Regions from separate parts of the Homo sapiens genome. Here regions 1 and 3 are each linked to region 2. Evidence: chromatin contacts called from ENCODE Hi-C or POLR2A ChIA-PET data. All regions are on one chromosome and are shown on one strand. The core of a region is the stretch at or near the end of the contact, and the rest is flanking DNA. Distances in the headings are between cores, read along the strand shown. Region 1 holds the start of AKIP1 (A-kinase interacting protein 1). Region 2 holds the start of FHIP1B (FHF complex subunit HOOK interacting protein 1B). Region 3 has its middle 44 kb from the start of ZNF195.

Region 1 (3,378 bases), core at 801-3,300, 2.7 Mb before region 2:
ACTGCACACCAGCCTGGGTGATGGAGTGAGACTCTGTCTCAATTAAAAAAAAAAAAAAAAGGTCGGGCACGGTGGCTCACACCTGTAATCCCAGCACTTTGGGAGGCTGAGGCGGGCGGATCACGAGGTCAGGAGATGGAGACCATCCTGGGTAACACAGTGAAACCCCGTCTCTACTAAAAATACAAAAAAAAAAATTAGCTGGGCGTGGTGGTGGGCGCCTGTAGTCCCAGCTACTAGGGAGGCTGAGGCAGGAGAATGGTGTGAACCCAGGAGGGAGAGCTTGCAGTGAGCCGAGATCACACCACTGCACTCCAGCCTGTGCCACAGAGCAAGCCTCTGTCTCAAAAAAAAAAAAAAAAAAAAAGTTAAAAAAAACCCCTAATATTTAACTTATTTGCTATGAAATTCGGCAAATAAGCTATTTTCCCCCCACTAGACTGAAAGATCACTGAGGGCAGAAGACCTTTTCTGACTTTTCATTGCTATATTGTCAGCTACAGGGTTAGGCATTCAATAAACATTTATTGGGTGAATTCTAACTTGGATTTACCCCCTGGTTTAAGTCCTTGACTGATTACAATCTGACCGTGAAGGCTGGGCAGGAGAAACAGGTAGTGTCCAGATTCTCCGTAAATTCCAGAAAGATCCAAATGTGGTCCATCAGCAGGTGATGGGGCATAGTTTTGGTTCACACCAACTTACCCCACACTGACTTGAAGTATAGTCCATGAATTCAGCCATTGTTCTGAAGGAAGCACTAAGGGTTGGGGGTCTCTCTTCTCTCTATTTGAATAAATGGCACGTCACAGGTTAGCTCTAGGATTCCCTACTGGAGAATGAAGCCATTTTGGAAATAGTCTCCTTTTTACTTTTGGAAAGGCTCTGCAAGTTTATGTCAGAAAGAACGATGTTATTGAGAAAGAATTCCAACTCTAAAAGATAGACATGCAATTTATCCAGGATCTAAGAGACAGGCTTGCAGGCTTTCCTCTACTATCAGATGATAGCTGTAAGATTTTTTTTTTTTTTTTTTTTTTGAGACGGAGGTTTCGCTCTTGTTGCCCAGGCTGGAGTGCAATGGCGCGATCTCGGCTCACCGCGACCTCCGCCTCCCGGGTTCAAGCGATTCTCCTGCCTCAGCCTCCCTAGTACCTGGGATTACAGACATGCGCCACCACGCCCGGCTAATTTTGTATTTTTAGTAGAGACGGGATTTCTCCATGTTGGTCAGGCTGCTTTCGAACTCCCGACCTCAGGTGATCCGCCCGCCTCGGCCTCCCAAAGTGCTGGGATTGCAGGCATGAGCCACCGCGCCCGGCTAATTTTTTTTTTTTTTTTTAAGTAACCAACCAGGGCTGAACACTACCGTTATTCTACAGCTACCCAACAAGAATCTGTCAAATGTAAAGCGTTTTGAAAGGACTTTTCCATTCATTGTTCTGATCCTTTCCAGCTTCCGCTAAGGGAAGGTTTCCTCAGCTGCTTCTGCGCTGCGCACCCCTGGCTCCCAGCGGGCTACCGCGGCGCGAAGGACTGGGGCGGCCCCCGGCACAGCGACCCTCACCTCTCCCGGGAGAACGCGCTGCGGGCCGGCTGCCGGCTGTTTCTCTAGGTGGGGCGCCTCCCGGGCAAGGACCCCCATGCAGCCTTTGGGACGCTCCAGGGCATGCCAGTCCACCGCCCTCCTCTTGGCCCTCTCCAGCACTTCTAGAGCCAGCCTTGCTGAACGCTGCAGGGAACGTCGGTCCACCCCATTCAGCGCTGCGGCCGCCAAACAGTTGTCCATGGCTCCCTGAGTGGGCACACAACGTACAAACGCCGGCGGGTCAGCTGGGCCGCGGCGACCCTGCTCCAAATCCGGGTGGGAGCCCCAGCCTCGACCTCCCTGGAGACCACCGCTCCTGGTCCGCCCCCAACGCACACTCCAGCGGGAGCCCAGCCAGGACTAGGCCTAGCGCGCCCGCCCCTTCCATTTTCATCTACCCCTTCCGCTACTTAGGGAGCCCCCTCACCCGGCTCACTCGTCAAGGCGCATGCGCGCAACGCTATTCTAGGAAGAGGGACCAGGCCTAGCGCTCCCGGCGGCGCCGGCGCAGCTGGGCCATTGGCGGAAGGCGGGAGAGGCGGGAGAGGCGGGAGAAGTGGGGGAGGCGGGGCGGCTGGGCGGCCAAACACGCCTTCTGCGTCCCAGCCTTGGCGTCTGCGCGCGAGTTGCCTGGTTAACTGCTGAGCGCTGGAGGCGGGGCGCCGGGCGCTGGGGGCCGGGGGTCGGGGGTCGGGGGCCGGGGGTCGGGGGTCGGGGGCTGGGGGCTGAGGACTGAGTCGAGCCAGCAGCCCAGGGCATCTGTCCACGCTGTCAGAGGAGCCTCTGGGCGTGGGGCTGGCCCTTAGAGGGCTACTGCGCTGCTTAACTTGGTGGGTATAAAGGCAGGTCTCCTGTTGAGCTAAAAAATTATGGGGTACCAGCTAGGTAGGCAACATAGCGAGAACCCGTGTAGACACACACACACACACACACACACACACTAGCCAGGAGTGGTTATGGGGTACCAGCTAGGTAGGCAACATAGCGACAACCCGTGTCCACACACACACACACACACTAGCCAGGAGTGGTTATGGGGTACCAGCTAGGTAGGCAACATAGCGACAACCCGTGTCCACACACACACACAGTAGGAGGAGTGGTGGCGCGCATCTGTAGTCCCAGGTACTCGGGAGGGTCGAGGTGGGAGGATCGCTTGAACCCGGGAAGCGGAGGTTGCAGTGAGACGAGATCGCGCCACTGCACTCCAGCCTGGGCGACAGAGGAAGACTTCGTCTCAAAACAAAAACATCATGGGGAATAAGGCAAGTGCCTCCCGCGCCTCTTTCTGCTTGGTCTACATTTTGGGGTGTCGCTACTCTTGTTTGAGGAGGTGATTAGGCCAAACTGTGTGGCTGCCAAGGTGGCCTTTGGAGAAGGGAACAGCTCGGGATTGAGGCGAGACGGAGGCGGGGCTGTCTGCAGATGTTCCTGGCCCCCGGGGCAGGGGGCGCCTGAGAAGTTGTAGGGTCTCTCATAATCCCTCAGCGCAGCTCTCTCTCCCCTCCAGTGGGAAGTACGGATTCACATATTTTTGGAGACCTGTTCTCTTGGGGTCTGACTCCATCTTTTAGGAAGACTGCACCATGTTTAAGTAAGGAACTGTGAATGCTTACTTAAACCATGTTTAAGTAAGGACCTGTCACTCCACTCCGCTGGTTATTTGGTAGGAGATACAGCCCAGGCTCTCACTGCTAATTAGTGACTCAGCCGCACCACCCAGCGCAAAGCAAAGCGCCGATGCTTAGGAAGGTCCACTTTGAGGGACACGCTCAGTGGGGGTCACTTTA
Region 2 (3,816 bases), core at 1-2,500:
CTAACTGCAACCTCCGCCTCCCGGGTTCAAGCGATTCTCCTGCCCCAGCCTCCCAAGCAGCTGGGATTACAGGCGCGCGCCACTACGCCCAGTTAATTTTTGTATTTGTAGTAGGGACGGGGTTTCACTATGTTGGTCAGGCTGGTCTCGAACTCTTGACCTCGTGATCCGCCCGCCTCGGCCTCTCAAAGTGCTGGGATTACAGGCGTGAGCCACCGCGCCCAGCCGGTAAAGTACTTTTAAAACTACATGCCTTATCTGAAACTTCTATTTTTCTATTTTAGTTTATCTTACTCTTGCTTGTTTCCCAAGACTCGGCTTAGACACCGTCACCTCCCGGAAGTCTTCCCTAAGCTCCTTCACCGTACCTTCCTCTCATCCTCTATACATGCAAATCATGCTAAGTGCTGCTCCTAGGTGGCCCCCGTAGTAATGTACTTATTACACTACGCTGCAATTCTCTGAGGTCCTGGAGAGCAGAGGCCGGTTCTAATTGATCCGGAATCCAGCTGGGCATGCAGGCACTTATTCCGTGTTCCTTGACTAAGTGCTCAAGGGGTGACGGAGCAGCACAGCACAGCGGTGTTGGGGGAGCCAGGGGCAGTCACCGCTGGGGTACTAAAGTAGAGACCAAGCTATGCACGACGATGGAGCAAAATGAACTAGAGTGCCCGCAGTCAGCCCTCTCTAGGGCTCCACTTTTCCGCAGGCCCGGCCCACCTACTGATTCCTCCTCTCTTTTCGTGATAGCCTCGCCCCTCCACACCCACTCTTCCACTCCAAGCGTCTCCTGGAATCCATGGCCCCACCCCTTTCTCGCTCGTCTTTCTTCCGGCTCCATCTCTCCCAAGCCCCGCCCTTCTGATCTTTCCCTGCCTGTAAAAATCGCCTCTCCTTAGGTCCCGCCTTCTGCCCTCTGGTTCCACCTTTCCTTCCCGGGCTCCGCCTCCGCCCTGCCGGCCTCCACCTTCCCAGAGGCCTTCGCCTATGACACGCCGGAGTCCTTCTGAGGGGCGGGGTTTACGTACGAAGGGACGGAACCAAGAGGAGAGGCGGTGCTCCTCCCTCGGATAGCCGTCGGCGACCCCGCCCTTGCGTTTAGCCGTTGCCAGGAAACAAGCGTCCTTGCTCGGGTTTGGTCCGGCTCAGCCAATGAGCTGGCACGCCATTGCCCAGTCGTGCGACGCCGGGCGGTTGCGTGTGGTGCGCGGGGGCGCGGGCTGCGTGTGGCGCGGGGCGGGGCGCGGCTGGTGCGCTTGAGAAGCGATGGCGGCGGCCTGAACTCACCTAACACCGCAGCAGCAACCGGGCCCGGCCAGGTTCGGCGTTCCGTGAGTGAACGGTACGCATGGGCCAGAGGGCCTGGAGAGTCGTTTGTGGGGATGAGAGACTGGGAAAAGACGGTGACGGGTTTGGTTACTGTACTGGTTGTGAGGGGTTGGCAGGTGGTGAGGGTCCGGGTGTGAGTGTCTAAGATAGGGAAGGAGGGTGAGAGCTTACAGGTGAGTGGACAAATGAGGGGCTGTGAGAGGCTGGGTGCTTTCGGAGGTGCCAAGTTGAAGGGACTCCTGAACGCGGTTTACTAGGGCTGGGGCTACTGAGGGCTGGTGTGAAGGATACCCTGGGACTAGAGTGAGGGGTAAGGCCTGCGCGAGGAGAGAGAGAGTAAAAGGCGCAGGTGGGAGCCTGCGGGGTGGCGGCAAATTGGTGAGGGAGTTGAAGGCGAGGCATGGGAGGAGGGAATTAGGGCTTGTGAGACTTGGATAAAGGTGAGAGGTTGGTTCTGAGGCCTCCTTCGATGGACTGCCCTGTCCAGTGAGAGCAATAGTTTTAGACAAAGTAGGGCAGCTTAGATGGAAGTGTTGTGCACCTGACTCCTCTGCTCCCATGGACTTTCCATATTCTGGAGGACGAGAAAATGAAGGTGTCATAGGCAATAGTACTATGGTAATGAAAGTCATATTTGAGGCTCAGACTTCAACAGAGTAATCACAGAAACTTCAGTTCCTTCGAGTTCCTTCTCTGGACTGCATAGTTGAAGATGGGCCCTCTCATGAAGGGTTTTGCGCTGTGACAGCTTGTGTTTTCTCTCTACTTGCTTCTGGACAACCTTATTCCACTGTTGCTCCTTACCTGTGCTTAACTGTGGGTCTTTGATTGGATTGACCATATTCAGTTGCTAATTCTACTTTTATGGAGGTCATATGGTTTGCCCTATACAGTACTATATTTAGGATCCCAAACAGGATGGCCTTACTCTCCTTTCTTACAGTTGAATTTTTTAAAAAGCTAGTTTATATTATATTTAAAATGTGTGTTTGATGAGTTTTGACATGTGTACACATCTGTGAAATCATCATCAGTCTCAAGATACTGAACATTTTAGCCACCTGAAAATTTATCTCTTCCTCTCCACACCCTGTAGTTGGGTTCATCTTACTAGCATTCTTTTAGGTCCTCTTCTCCCCACCAACCCAAATGCACGTGAAATTCTGGAAAGTTGGTTTGGCATTCAGTGATAATGGCCACTTTCACACTACTAAATTTTCCTCTCTACTGCTAGTCAGCCATGGGGTTGGGACATCCTATTCTTTCCAGACTCAGAAAGAGTTAAGTCTTTCCTTAACTCTACAGTGGACAGGGAGAGACCATTTCCTGAGAATTAGACAGCCTCAGTCCCCATTCTTTTCCAGAGTCTTAGCTTCAGAGCCAACTCCTATATCCTGTGGTATATTCTCATTGCTTCTTTCTGGAGTCCAGACAGGCCTCCATATTGGTAGAACACTTGGCAACTTGCCCAGTCAGTCAGAACTTACAGTTCAGAGTTTAGAGTAGTGGTTCCTAAACACTGGACCAAGGACCCTGTACATGATAAAATTATCATCTATCCAAGATGGAGGGAGAGAAAGACAGTATGGTTATTCATGAAGATAAATTTATTCTCAGAGATTATCATTCCTATTCTTTTGGTGTTGCAGTGCTCTTTCGTTGATGCAGTAATGGTAACAGTAGATGGTGGGTTAAAAAAAAAAAGATCTAATTTACCCAAATAAAAAGTGTCAACCCAATTTTTAATTTTAAAAATTATTTCTATAGCTTTATGAACTTCAGAAATTTAAAGTGATGATGGTGTGGCTGTTGTATTAGGTTGAGGAAGCATACATTTATACAATGATTCTGTATAACTTAACATCTGAACAGCATTCATGCTTTACATAGGGATTTCAAATTTTATTATACTGATTTATATAGATACCTTGTAGACAAAGACAGGAACTTTCATTTTATAGATGAGAAATTAAATTCAGTAGCCAGAGATCATACAGGGATACAGTGGCAAGGCTGAACCCAGAATTTTGTCTCAGAGTGAGAGAGACTTTGGGAAAGAAGATTTATAATAGACACTGAAGGTGATGTGGGAGGATTTTTTAATGATTTGTAATTGTTCTATTTCCAAAAGACAGAAAAGGGACTGTGAGAGTGACATAGGGATGAAGGTTATGTTTAATGCTGTCGCAGTGACATTGGAACAGGTATATATAATACCTGGATCACATCTTGATAGTGGATCATATCATGATAGTGATAGGATGAATCAAATCAAATATTAGATGGTTCTTAGGGACTGTCTAAATCCTTGTTATAATGGAGAAAGCACTGGATTTGGTAAGCTTATTGTTTGCTATCCCAAACTCTGTTGAAATAGTAGTGCATTAAGTATAATGGATTTTGATTTGTATCATATAGTGAGTGGTAGTTCTGAGAGGATGAAACATACATGAGGATGATGATGTAGAGATAGAAACATGTTTAGGG
Region 3 (3,532 bases), core at 656-3,155, 2.8 Mb after region 2:
TCAATCCGCTTCCAATCTATGGAATCAGGAAAGACTGAACCAACCTCGATTTATTAATATTTTAGTATAACATAATACAGTGGTACTTATTATAGTATTGACCGTATATGCCCTTTTGCTCCTTGGAGGAAAGGCAATTAATAGCTATTATGTGAGTTAATAAAATAAGCCCAGGATTTATGAGTGTAACTAACCTGTTCCCATTGGTTTTCCTTCTCTCCTGCAGGCAGAGAGCTGATCAAAACAGCAAAAGCAAAGCAGTGCCCCGGCCCAGTTCTAAAGCCAACCTTCCTTAATCACCCAGACCCATCCCAGGTTAGGACATGCTGTGGATTCTCAGGTGACTCCATCTCAGGATACAGGGACTGAGAGGGTGTATGCAATATCTCAGACCCAGAAACTGTTGATTCTGTCTAAAAACACAGCAATAACCACATCCCACCCTCTTGATTTAAATGAAAGTGTTTGGGGGAATAAAAGATGAACCTTTTTTTTTTTTCTTTGTCAGATCTTGCGCTCATTTGGTTCTGGTGGGGAACAACAGCTGTGAGAGAACACGTGTATTCAAATAGAATTAATTCCCCTCTCTTATTCTCGCAGCTGAGCAGGGCTCAAGTGCCTCTCATCTGAAAGAGGTAATAAGATTTTGTCTGTCTCCTCATCTACCTTTTGCAAGTACACTGAACAAATTAGCTCTCGGGACTCTTCCAAATGGAGTTTTATGAGGGATTTGCTAAGGTAAACGTTTTAGACTTTGAACACAGTTCAGATTTCAGGGGCAGTACTGAAATCTGAACTGTGTTGCTAACTGCCCAGCCTTTCAACTCAAGACACAATAACTTTGAACTAAAATAATTATATTTTTGTTGTTTTCCACTCTGTCCCCCACGTCTATATCACCACCACCCCCAATCCCGCCCCCCAGGAGCTAACTCCTCCTTCCTGTCCCTGCAAGATCAAAACTCCTCCTGGAAGCCCCGCTAGCTCTGTCTGCTCGCCTTCGTGGCAGATATCGCTATTGTACTTTTATACTTATTTGTGTGATAAGTACCTCAATGTCCACTTCTTCCACGAGCCCCTGAGCCCCTGGAGGGCCTGGACCACACCTAGTTTTTCTCACTGTTACATCTCCCTTGCCAGACACATGGTAGGCGCTTAATAAGTATTTGGTGAACGAATGGCTTGTTTGGTGACAGTCCAAAGGGTGGGGGACAGAGGGAAAACTCCCTCCTATCGGGCCCCGGACGGGTGGCGCTGATGGAGAGGAGGCTAGGATAACGCCTCCAGGACCGAAGCGCGCACCCATAAGGCCCCTGCCAAAAAGACCTTCCTGAAGGCGGAGGAACTGCGAGAGTGCCTACGTTGGCCCAAGGCCTGACCGGACGATCCCGGGGACCCTCGCCCTAACCGGCCCCGACTCCCGGGCCCCAAACCCGGACTCGGCCCCGCCTGAAGCTCCGGATCCTGGGGCCCGTCCCTGGCTCCGCGTCGGCAGACCGTGGGCTCGCTCCTGGGCCTGCCTCAAACTCTCCGCAGGTAACGCCTCCCGAACTTGAGCCACGCTCCAATCCCCTCCTCAAACCCCTCCCCGTTTCTCACACCCTGGACCCCTCGCTCCGTCTCGGCCCCGCCCCAAGCCCAGCTCCCTCTCGGCCCCTGAGCCCAGCCCCGACCCGCCTCCCAGTCCCTGGGTCCCTCCCGACACCGGCCCCTCCCTAAGCTCCGCCTCCCAGGGCCCGCCTCCTGAGCGCAGCCAGCAGCCCGGACTCGGCCCCGCCTCCCGGACCCTGGGCCCCTCCCCACGTAGGCCCGTCCTAAGCTCCGCCTCCCAGAGTCCGAGCAGCGCCTGGCCACGTGCTACGACATAGTCAACGCCCCGCCCTGGCCCCGCCTCCTGAGCCGTTCTCCGGGTCTGGCCTTAGCCCCGCCCTAGGACCTGTCTCCTGGGCTCTGCTCCGAGTCTCGCCTCCTGAACCCAATCGTCCTTTACCCCCACCCTAACGCCCGCCTCCAGGACTCTTATCCTGCCCCCACGCAAGGCCCCGCCTCCAGGACGTCTCCAACCTGGATGTTTCCGAAGCCCCGCTTCCAGGATCGCCCTGTCCTGGCCCCGCCCCAGGACACGCCAACCTGAACTCTCCCCAGGACCTGCCCCAACGACGCTTCTCCTGGCCCTACCCCAGGCCTCGCCCTCAAGACGCTCATTCTGGCCCCACCCCAGGCCCCCGCCTCATAACGCTCATCCTGGCCCCGCCCTAGAGCCGCTCCCACGACTCTCATCCTAAGCCTACCCCCAGGCCCCGCCCCCTCTCTGCCCCCGCGCACTGCCCTGGGCCCGCCCCCTTTTCAGTCCAGGCTCGGCTTCCGCCCGGTCTCCCGGCAACGCTGCGGCCCCGCCCCCGTCATGGTGCCCGAGGAGAACGCGGGGACCGAACTCTTGCTGCAGAGTTTCGAGCGCCGCTTCCTGGCGGCGCGCGCACTGCGTTCCTTCCCCTGGCAGGTGGGCGGCGGGGCGAGCGGAGAGGCCCGCGGGGCTCGCGGGAGTCCAGGGGCAGACGGGATGGGTCTCCGTGCTGAAGCCTCCAGCGCTCCCGCCACGTGAATGCCTGGGCTCCCGCCGGTCAGGTCCGCGCGACCCGGTCCCCGTCCCTGGGGCCTGGCCAGAGTTGCTCGCACCCCTCCTGCCCCGCGAGCTGGCGGGAGAAGCTGGGGGCCTCTCCACCGTCTTGGGGGGCAGACGCGCACTCGTTGTGGGGTACAGTTCACGATCATTTTCACGACTTTTTAAAGACAGTAACCGTTCTGGTCACTGGGACAGAGCTGCCCTCGCCCATTCTAAAAAGTCAGCGCCCTCAGGACCACGGGTAACCACGTCCTCCTGAGCGCAGTGACCAGGTCACAGGCTGTCTCTCCTGCCTCAGTGTTCTCGTCTGTATGTCGAGCACTGCACAGAATCGGCTCATGCTCTGAGGTTCTCACGCCTGTGATGGAAGAGACAGAGAAGGGGGTGGCCTCTCGTCTCCCTGGGGACCTGCCATTCTCAGCACAGGCGCATGGCAGGCAGCAGCCTCCCTTCTGCCAGTAGAGGGGCTTAATGCACCCGGCCCCATTTGTAATTCATGTGCGGTGAGCTCACTGGGATGAGTGAGTTTGGATATATATTCCTCCCTGGGTCTGCCCCATTTTATGGGGTGTTGCTTAATCATTTGCGTTATTCCATTGATATGAAATATTTGCACTCAGAGATCATTTCCGGTCAGGAGAAATTTGTGCACTTTTAACCCAAAATAGAAACCTTCATAAAAGCATCATAGGTCTCCATTCAATATTGACTATAATTGTTCACATGCCCACGCTGAATGCTAACTTGGGCTCACCCTCAACACCCACGAGGTGGGTACTATTATTACCACTCACATTTGACCAGAGGGATTGTTTGATTAGGGTGCAGTAGTTGAGAGTTCAGACCCAGGAGACAGCCTGCCTGCTTCGAAACCTGGCCCAACCCCTGGCCCTGTGTGACCTTGGGCAA

Evidence for each region. Hi-C counts contacts between places; a loop is a spot of excess contacts on that map. ChIA-PET counts read pairs that join two places held with the same protein, here RNA polymerase II (POLR2A). Pooled maps may share reads with other maps.
Region 1: a map of CD4-positive, alpha-beta T cell shows a loop between it and region 2 (6-fold over the local background). The contact joins the promoter of AKIP1 here to the promoter of FHIP1B in region 2. A Hi-C loop is called at or near these places in 1 of 168 maps with a recorded cell type or tissue (CD4-positive, alpha-beta T cell) and 6 of 50 pooled maps. POLR2A ChIA-PET finds 5 or more read pairs at or near these places in 1 of 52 experiments (Panc1).
Region 3: a loop to region 2 is called in a map of ascending aorta, with 6 times the contacts of the local background. The contact joins the enhancer-like site here to the promoter of FHIP1B in region 2. A Hi-C loop is called at or near these places in 1 of 168 maps with a recorded cell type or tissue (ascending aorta), 2 of 37 single-sample maps with no recorded cell type and 11 of 50 pooled maps.

The regions. Positions count from the first base shown.
Region 1 is chr11:8,909,861-8,913,238 of GRCh38, reverse strand. It overlaps AKIP1 (A-kinase interacting protein 1), which reads right to left and starts at 2,050. Exons shown (of 6, transcript NM_020642.4): 1 at 2,016-2,050; 2 at 1,568-1,795; 3 at 706-786. The coding sequence starts at 1,789. It also overlaps a transcript of DENND2B not described here. RefSeq lists enhancers at 1,746-1,835, 1,846-1,915 and a silencer at 2,006-2,285.
Region 2 is chr11:6,232,070-6,235,885 of GRCh38, reverse strand. It overlaps FHIP1B (FHF complex subunit HOOK interacting protein 1B), which reads left to right and starts at 1,250. Exons shown (of 12, transcript NM_001098794.2): 1 at 1,250-1,342. It also overlaps a transcript of CNGA4 not described here. RefSeq lists enhancers at 836-915, 313-1,003 and silencers at 1,046-1,345, 1,526-1,575.
Region 3 is chr11:3,421,369-3,424,900 of GRCh38, reverse strand. It overlaps the pseudogene FAM86GP. Among named protein-coding and RNA genes, the nearest start is that of ZNF195, 44 kb to the right of the region's middle. RefSeq lists silencers at 1,613-1,822, 2,323-2,462, 2,493-2,632. Within about 2 kb of position 1,905, at least 36 of the 41 ENCODE cell types and tissues checked have a DNase peak (open chromatin) inside an H3K27ac peak, as active enhancers do; they include ascending aorta, where a contact is called at or near this core.